Linked DNA regions of Homo sapiens: region 1 is linked to region 2. The links are chromatin contacts, found by Hi-C or POLR2A ChIA-PET in ENCODE. All regions are on one chromosome and are shown on one strand. The core of a region is the stretch at or near the end of the contact, and the rest is flanking DNA. Distances in the headings are between cores, read along the strand shown. Region 1 has its middle 26 kb from the start of ITLN1. Region 2 overlaps CD244 (CD244 molecule).

Evidence for each region. Hi-C counts contacts between places; a loop is a spot of excess contacts on that map. ChIA-PET counts read pairs that join two places held with the same protein, here RNA polymerase II (POLR2A). Pooled maps may share reads with other maps.
Region 1: a loop to region 2 is called in a map of Calu3, with 2.0 times the contacts of the local background. The contact joins two enhancer-like sites. A Hi-C loop is called at or near these places in 1 of 168 maps with a recorded cell type or tissue (Calu3) and 1 of 50 pooled maps. POLR2A ChIA-PET finds 5 or more read pairs at or near these places in 4 of 52 experiments (A673, HEK293, MCF 10A and 1 more).

Annotation. Positions count from the first base shown.
Region 1 is chr1:160,909,196-160,913,627 of GRCh38, forward strand. No RefSeq gene overlaps it. Among named protein-coding and RNA genes, the nearest start is that of ITLN1, 26 kb to the left of the region's middle. RefSeq lists a silencer at 2,284-2,578 and enhancers at 3,547-4,201, 4,202-4,432. Within about 2 kb of position 1,321, at least 2 of the 41 ENCODE cell types and tissues checked have a DNase peak (open chromatin) inside an H3K27ac peak, as active enhancers do.
Region 2 is chr1:160,834,626-160,839,383 of GRCh38, forward strand. It overlaps CD244 (CD244 molecule), which reads right to left. Exons shown (of 9, transcript NM_016382.4): 4 at 4,314-4,424; 5 at 3,826-3,893; 6 at 1,570-1,629. Among named protein-coding and RNA genes, the nearest start is that of CD244, 26 kb to the right of the region's middle. RefSeq lists enhancers at 2,587-3,101, 3,105-3,234. Within about 2 kb of position 3,031, at least 12 of the 41 ENCODE cell types and tissues checked have a DNase peak (open chromatin) inside an H3K27ac peak, as active enhancers do.

The sequences.
Region 1 (4,432 bases), core at 71-2,570, 73 kb after region 2:
CTAATGAAGCTACACAAGTGCCTAGTCTTCTTATATGCTGTCTGAGAAGGGACTGGCAATGTAAGTTTGAGGCTGTCCAGTGTGAACCCCATGCAGACAACCTGCGCCACGACAAGGGCCTCTGCTTAATAATGGCACCTTACTTGATTGGGGTCCCCATGCTAATCTTATGTCTGCAAATCAGACTATTGGATTTGGGAGTCCTCCAATAGTTCCATCACCTGGTCAGAGTATGGGCTTTCAGGACCAATATTACAACTAAAAGGGAAGCAAGCTTTAAGCCCTGCTCATACCCAAATTTGGAGACTAGGTCTTCCCTTTTTTGAATGCGTTGTTTTGTATGGTGATTACATTTACAGCAGTGGCAACTATACCCTCTCCTTGCACAATAATGTTACTGATACAGTCCTGATTTGTACTACACACCCCTAGATAATTTTGTCTGGGCAGGGTATTCCTAACATAGAACAGAATCAATCCTTATATAGTATTACTTTCTCTTCCAGTAGTTGGTACGCTACATGCTTGTCTCATCAAAATGTTACATAGTTAAATATAACCTATGGCATGATCCTAAAATGGCATGTAGAATTGTGGCTCCCTGTAAATTTAACCCTACGGTTATTTAGAAAAGCACTATCTCATACTCAAAAAAAAGATTTTTGGCCACTTTAATTGCCTTTTTTGTCTCAGCTATTATTATACTGTGTCCGGAACTGTTTCCTTCTGGTGGGTTCTTGGTCTCGCTGACTTCAGGAGTGAAGCCACAGACCCTCGTAGTGAGTGCTACAGTTCTTAAAGATGGTGTGTCCAGAGTTTATCCCTTCAGATGTTCAGATGTGTTCGGAGTTTCTTCCTTCCGTTGGGTTCGTGGTCTGGCTAACTTCAGGAGTGAAGCTGCAGACCTTCACAGTGAGTGTTACAGCTCTTAAAGGTGGCACATCGAGTTGTCTGTTCCTCCCGGTGGGTTCGTGGTCTCACTGACCTCAGGAGTGAAGCCGCAGACCCTCGTGGTGAGTGTTACAGCTAATAAAGATAGTGTGGACCCAAAGAGTGAGCAGCAGCAATATGTATTGTGAAGAGGGAAAGAACACTTCCACACAGTGGAACAGGACCCAATGGGGTTGCGGCTGCTGGCTCTAGTGGCCAGCGTTTATTCCCTTATTTGGCCCCACCCACCTCCTGCTGATTGGTCCATTTTACAGAGTGCTGATTGGTACATTTACAAACCTTTAGCTAGACACAGAGCACTGATTGGTGTGTTTACAATCCTTTATCTAGACAGAAAAGTTCTCCAAGTCCCAACAGGACCCAGAAGCCCAGCTGGCTTCACTTCTCAATACTAGCAACTGCCGCTACTACAGCTGTTTCTCTGACACAATCTATTCACACAGCCTTGGTAGCAAACCACATGGTATACAAAGTAACCCATGGATTTCAAGAACAAGTAAATATTGATAAAACTATTTTGTCTCACCTGGAGGCTCTTAAAGCCGCTGTTGAATGGCTGGGGGATCAGCAGCAGGTATTCATTACTTGTCAAAATTTACATTGTGATTGGCAATATAATTCTATCTGTGTCACACCTCTGCCATATAATAGCTCCCAATATACTTGGGAGAGAGTGAAGGCGCACCTACAAGGGGCTTATCAGGACCACTTATCCTCTCAAATTTCTACTCTTGAGTGCGAGTTAAAGAAACAACTTAAAGAATGATCACAGCAGGCCAGGCGCGGTGGCTCATGCTTGTAATCCTAGCACTTTGGGAGGCCAAGGCGGGCAGATCACGAGGTCAGGAGATCTAGACCATCCTGGCTAACACGGTAAAACCTCATCTCCACGAAAAATACAAAAAATTAGCCGGGCGGGGTCGCGGGCGCCTGTAGTCCCAGCTACTCGGGAGGCTGAGGCAGGAGAATGGCGTGAACCCAGGAGGCAGAGGTTGCAGTGAGCCAAGGTCGTGCCACTGCACTCCGGCCTGGGCAACAGAGCGAGACTCTGTCTCAAAAAAAAAAAAAAAAAAAAAAGAATGATCACAGCAATTACAAACAAATATCCTTCAGCAATTACAAGAAGGTTTTCAATGGTTGAACCTGAACACTTAGTTGTCTGGATTAAACATACACATTTGGGTGATGGCCACTATACCTATTCTTTTTTGTATCTGTTTGCTAGGCATCTGCAAATGGCTCTGTGCTGCCCCCCGCCCACGCATCTATGATCAGGAAAGAACGATAGAAGCTTACCTTGCATTAGATAACCAGCATGCTCTAAGAATTAAAGAAGGGGGAGATGTGGGGGGTGCACAGCAACATATTCAAGCTTATGTGCAAGGCATTTGAGGTCGAGGCATGGGAAAATACTGAGGCACTGTGTGTATGTTGTTTGCGCATGAGACTGAAATTCCTTGACCCTGAAAACAGGGCAAGGAACGGAATGTGTGATAAGGAACTGTGTAATAAGGAGTTGTGTGATAAGGAGGGCTGAGAACAGCCTCCTAAGAATGTGGTCTGAGTGCTTTTAGATGTAACAAATAAGGCTATATGTGCCTCGTGACCAGACCGCAAATCGTTACCTAGCCAATGTCTCGTTTGTCTAAATTGTAGTTTAAGAAGCCCTCTCAATAAATACTTGGCTTACCCATCTTAAAGCAGCACTCTCTCAGAAGAGCTGCTACTTGTCCCGCTCAGCTGGAATTGTCTGAATACTTCATTCTCGGTGTTCGCTGCAGCTACAAGCTGCAGACCTTGTTTCTTATTCTGCTCTTAACAAATTACCACAAACGTGGTGTCTTAGAACACAAATTTGTTGTTTTAAAGTTCTAGAAGTCAGAAATTCAAAATGAGCTTTATGGAGCTGAGAGGTGTTGGCAGAGCTGTTTCTTCTCAGGGCTCAGGGAAGAATGTTTTCTTTTCCAGATTCAAACACCACCCACACTCCTTAGCTCATGGCTCCTTCCTCTATCTTCAAAACACATCACTCTAACCTCTGCTCTGATCATCGCATTTCCTTTTCTGTACCCTCTGCCTGCCTTCTGTACCCTTGTTTGACCCTTTGCCTGCCTTTAAAGGACTCATGTGATTACATTGAGCCCACCTGGATAATCCAGGACACTCCTCTCATCTCAAAATCCTTAACTTAATCACATCTGCAAAGTCCCTTTTGCCATCTAAGATAACATATCCACAGGTTTCAGAAATTAGAATGTGGACATCTTTGGGGGGCCATTATTCTGCCTTCCATACCCTTTACTGTAGATTTGAACATTTTCAAAATAAAGAGTAAGGAAAATGTCTAGAAAATTAGAGCAATCAAAATAAATGTAGGCCTGTAACTCTTTGTGAAGCTTTGCGAAGGCCCTTCTTAGGAGCTAACCTTGGAGTCCAGGAAGCCTCGCAGGGGAACCAAGGCTAAACAGAGGTTCACAGAGGACTCCTGAAACCAGGAATACATCCTCCAGTCATGCAGTCCAGCATGGTTAATGAAAGAAAAAGCACAACTCTTCCTTCAAAAGCCCACTGCTGAGCCAGGTATGGTGGCTCAGAACTGTAATCCCAGCTACTCTGAAGGCTGAGGTGGGAAGATTGCTTGAGCCCATGAGTTTGAGTCAACCTGGGCAAAATAGCAAGACCCCATCTCAATTTTTTTAATAAAATTTAAAAAAACTTTTTTTGAGATGGAGTCTCACTCTGCTGCCCAGGCTGAAGTGCAGTGATGCGATATCAGCTCTCTGCAACCTGCACCTCCCAGGTTCAAGTGATTCTCCTGCCTCAGTCTCCCAAGCAGCTGAGATTACAGGTGCGCACCACCACACCCAGTTAATTTTTGTATATTTTTTAGTAGAGATGGGGATTCACCATGTTGGCCAGGCTGGTCTTGAACACCTGACCTCAGGTGATCCACCCGCTTCAGCCTCCCAAAGTGCTGGGATTACAGGTGTGAGCCTGTGGAGAAAAGAAAGAGAGATCAGATTGTTACTGTGTCTGTGTAGAAAGAAGTAGACATAAGAGACTCCATTTTGTTCTGTACTAAGAAAAATTCTTCTGCCTTAAAATGCTGTTAATCTGTAACCTTACCCCCAACCCTGTGCTCCCTGAAACATGTGCTTTGTCAACTCAAGGTTAAATGGATTAAGGGCTGTGCAAGATGTGCTTTGTTAAACAGATGCTTGAAGGCAGCATGCTCCTAAAGAGTCATCACCACTCCCTAATCTCAAGTACCCAAGGACACAAACACTGCGGAAGGCTGGAAGGGGAAGGCCGCTTGGGCCTCTGCCTAGGAAAGCCAGGTATTGTCCAAAGTTTCTCCCCATGTGATAGTCTGAAATATGGCCTCGTAAGAAAGGAAAGACCTGACCGTCCCCCTGCCTGACACCCGTAAAGGGTCTGTGCTGAGGAGGATTAGTAAAAGAGGAAAGAACGCCTCTTTGCA
Region 2 (4,758 bases), core at 1,781-4,280:
CAGGCATGAGCCACCGCGCCTGGCCTCTTCTCTAACTCTTTTAACACTCCTATAAAATAAGAATGATCATAATTTGCCCCATGCCACAAATGAGGCTCCAAAAGGATAAATAGCCCAAGTCAGGCAGTGCGTACACAGTAGAAGCAGAATTCAAACCCAAGACTCTCCAGGGCTCTTTCCTCAACACCTCAATGCCTCCCTTTGGCAACTTGCCTCCCTTCCCTGGACTGGAACCAGGTGTCCTCTAAATCAGGTAAACATTCTCCTTTTAAGATGCTCCAGAGGAGGACTGTCATTCTCACCCAACACCATAGTTTGAGGGGACCTCTTTCTTGCACTGATAGAAATTCCTCTCATTGGAGTTCAATGTGGCTGAAACTAGAGAACTGGCAGATATCAACCGCTCTTATAATCAGATTTTCTTTGCCCCACAGCTCAGCCACCAAACTGAAGATGGTGCTCAATTTTTTTTTTCTTTTTTTTAAAGCCATTTTTATCAGAAAGTCTTTTATTACTGGCCACCAGGAGGCAGTGTTTCCCTTGGGAGAGATGTCCCAGCCTGGGTTATCAATGTCATTTTAGCCATCAGTATTAAAGGATGCTTCTCCAGTTTATGAGTGAATTTCTGTAATCCCAGAATATAAGAGGTGGAGTATGAGGAGGTGCAATGGAGACTCAGAAACCCTTTGGCTCAGCTCTGCCACTACCTAGCTATGTAGCCTTGAGATATCAGTTGACCTGAGTCTCGGTTTCCTCATTGTGATATGGAATGTAGACCACATCTAAAGTATTAGAACTATTTTCATGAGGCTGTTATGTGAGATTTAGTAAGAAAATACAGCTGGGTGCAGTGGTACACACCTGCAGACCTAGCTACCCAGGAGGCTGAGGTGGGAGGATCACTTGAGGCCGGGAATTCAAGGCTTCAGTAAGCTATGATTCTACCATTGCACTCAGCCTGGTAGACAGAATGAGATCCTGTCTCATAACGGGTATACCAAAAATCTCACAAATCACCACTAAAGAACTGACTCATGACACCAAATGCCACCTGTTCCCAAAAAAACCTATGGAAATAAAAAATAAATAAAGAGACCCTGTCTCTAAACAATAAAATTGTTTTAAAAGAAAAGAAAATGGACATTATTGCTAAGTCATAATAAAATAAAAGAGATCAATGCAGATTCATTCTTTCCTGAAAACGAATATAATAGGGAATAGGGATAAAAAGTGCAAGGGCCCCAAGTATTAGAAGCAGCAGCAGGGCAAGAAAGCAGAAGTTGAGTCCCCTAACCAGGTTTCTGCTCCTATAGACTTTATCTGGGCCAGACCTTCTGCCAGACACGGAAGAAGAAGGAATGTCCACATCAGGCTTCCCAGCTGTGTTAAGATGCTCTAGTATCACACGGATCTTTTCAAATAATGTGTTAATGCAACTGAAGCCAAGCTATCTTCTGGATTCTAGAAGCACCAAGATCTTATTCTGCCATTCAATGGTGTGAGTTTCAGGGGGGCATTAGGAAACCCCAGAGATAGGTATGGAATGGACTAGAGAAACTGGAGAGGTACCTGGGACTGGATCATAGAGTAGATGGTGCTCCCCCCTCCAGGAAAAGTCTGCTCCTGCTCCTGCACAAGAAATGGAGATGGGGTAACATGAGCGACAGTTCGGTCTGTCCAGATTTAGATTGAGTGGGGAAAAACAGCACAAAGAAGAGGGCTTTTCAGGAGACTGGGAGGGAGGTGGCAGGACTGGGGAGAGTCATTGATCCTCCCAAGATGGGAAGAGACAGGAAGAAGAGCAGTTTGGAGTGGAACCATTAGTATCAGGAGCAAGGAACCACCTAGGTGTGAGGGGTTCCAGCAACCCTGCTCAAAGAGAATGCTGTCACTTTCTTTCCTTTAGTAACTTAGAAACCCTTCCTTGCAGAGCTCTGAGTAGGGCTGTTATCTGAGCCTTACCTCAGAGCACTGAAATTCAGAAAGTTTAAACATTTCAAAGACCAAACACAGTTAAGCCCTCTCTAGATCATCTTTGAGGCCACCTTGCCCTTGACCTCAAGTCAGCGCCCTGGGCAGCTATAGTGCTGGGTGCAGCCCTGAACCCAAGGGCCAAAGCAGGAAGCAGAGCTTCCTGCTTCCCTTTTCTTGTTCCTACCCCTTAGGAAATCGGTGGTGGAGGTATTTCATGCTGCCGGCCACTGAAAGCATATTGCCAGTTTGGGTTCTACTGGGAGCCAGTGGAGGCAGCAGGGTTCATTAGGCAAGGTGCAAGCAAAATTCCTGGAAGCAAGAAGAAGCTAAGAGAAGCAGAGAACTGTCAGCTGTCCTTAGAGGCTGGGGAGTCATGGGCATCTGACAATGTCAATAACTTCATTTGTGTTTTAAAATACTGCAGGAGTTTGTTGCTTTTCTCTCCCGTCCAGACCCGTGTGAAGTGTTTCTAGAAAGATTAGAGCTGGGTCTCAAAGTGAGACCACATGAAACTTGAGATTTAGGCCTTCAAATTGGAGCCCTGAGACAATAGGGAGAGGCCAGAGAGGGCTGAGGCCAGGCAGGGAGGAGCTCTTGAGTCGGAAGAAGTAAGCTAATAGGCCTGAATCCCAAAGAGGTTTCCTTTGCTCTAAGTTGTTTTTCCTCCTGTGGTCTCCTAATCTCAAGTCATCTTCTTTTTGGAAAAATAGATTATTTTTAGCAAGCACCCGGGCATCACTGGCTGTGGGTAGATTCACATGCTTTCAGGAATTTGTACCAGAGTCTGGTAGCAGTGAGAGAAACAAAGTCCCCTTTTATTATTCACATTCCAATAGCCACTGCTTTATTTTTCACATTCCCATAGCCACTGCTGGGGCAAAAATAAATAAATAAATAAAGATAAAAATAAAAAAACAGGCATGGGGAGCTGCTCTAACAGCCTCTGAACCCAGAGGCATCTGGGAGAGGATGCTTGCCTGCTCTGCGAGGCTGCACAGGGCCTCACGTATGTGGCCAGCACGGAAGAGCCCCACCACATGTGCTTCCTGCGTGCTGCTGGGTCTCCACAGCAAAGCGCCAGGGGGCAGTGGAAAGAAGGCACTTCCGCCCCACTTCACCCACCCTGCCCCACTTCCTGCCAGCAGTTTGGTAGGCTCCATCAGAGCTTTTCCCCTGGGCCTGTCACCACATCTGCCCTAAGCGAGACACAGCAGTGGGGGCATCTGCAGGCCCTCTGCAATTTCCTCCTCTTCTAATTCTTGGATGACAGGCAGAGTTGGCCCCTGCCTGCTGCGAAGAGCAGGCGAGAGGCTCCTGGAGGAGCCTACTCAGGCTGGTGGGCTTTGTGCCAGGCTGGTTACTCTCTCTAGTACCTCAGCCACACTCAGGCCTCTTCTTCCAAAAGGCTGTGAATGCAGCCTATTGAGCCAGCTACAAAACTATTATGCTTTGGCTGGTCACACTTCCCAGCCTGTGTCACCATTAAGGGACTCATGAATGTAAGCCCTGACTCATTAGGAAAAAGAATTTGTGGTCAGACAACAAATACCACAGCAGCACTCTGCCTCTGTCATTGATTTCTGTTGTGCTCCATCCCTTCTCAGCAGGTGCAATTCTGCACCAAGATGCCCCTTCAGCCTCCCTTTCATCTCCTCTGCTCCTTTTGTTTCCTCTTTTCCTCCATCACCAGAACTAGGAAGCAGGTGGAGAAAAGATAGATGGGGAAGGGCTGAGGGTCACATCAAAAGGACAGTCGTTCAGTCCTTTTTGTCCCTCTGCTCTGAATAACCATCATTGAAAGAGCATTTTCCAAGCCAGCTGAGAGAGACCCCAGCCTCCGGGATGACATACGTGATTTCTCCTGGTTTTCAGATCCTTGACATCTTCGTAAATTGTCAAAAATTCCTTGGGACTGGTCTCTGAGGGAGGAAGAAAACAAAGAGCAGAGCTGCAGAAACCTCCAGAAGGGCTTTTGCTTCTAACAGGTCCCACCTCTACCCCAAATGGCCAAACCTTAAAAAAGGTTCTAGAAAGGAGGCAAGTTAATGCTCTTCCCAGGAACCCCAAAGAGCACAGAGGCAGCAACCGAACTGCCCCTCCCACACCTCCTCCCAAACCAGCTGTCTACAGGGAAATCTGCGCATTGGGATCAGAAGGCATGAACTGGGAGAGAGAGCCTAGCAACCTGCTTGCCCCCCGCCACCACGCACACAAACATACCAAAGCTCGTTGAGGAAAAGGAGATGCTGTGCTCCCAGACACATCCCACTGGACGCAGGACAAAGTCACAGGATCCAAGGCCTCAGGCAGGAGCACCACCCTAAGGACCTTCCACTCACCTGACTGCTTCTCCTTCCTCTTTCTCCTCCACACACAGAAGCAGGCAAGGGTGCCAAGGAACAGTGCGCTTAGAATCACGATGATCACCAAAAACGGCCAAAATCTGAATTCTGAGGAATACAGAAGGCGTGAGAACTGAGCTGTCAGCTCGCTCTCTTCTTCCTTCCCACCTGCCTGCTGCAGGGGCTGCCTCAAAACCCACTTTTCTCTGTGTTGTGGCTGATTGCCTCGTGCTCTGAGAACTCACGGTCAAGGTTTTCTCTTTGCTCATTTGGTTAACCTCCTCTGAGTGATGCCAAGAGCATAGATATATCAGACAGGCCTGGCTCAAATTCTAACCCTGTGAGCTCTGCACTATTTATTTAACCTCTCTGGGCCTCTCAAGTCATCTTATTTTTGGAAGATGCCTCAGAGCCTCTTAGATTTTCTCACCTGTAAAAGGGG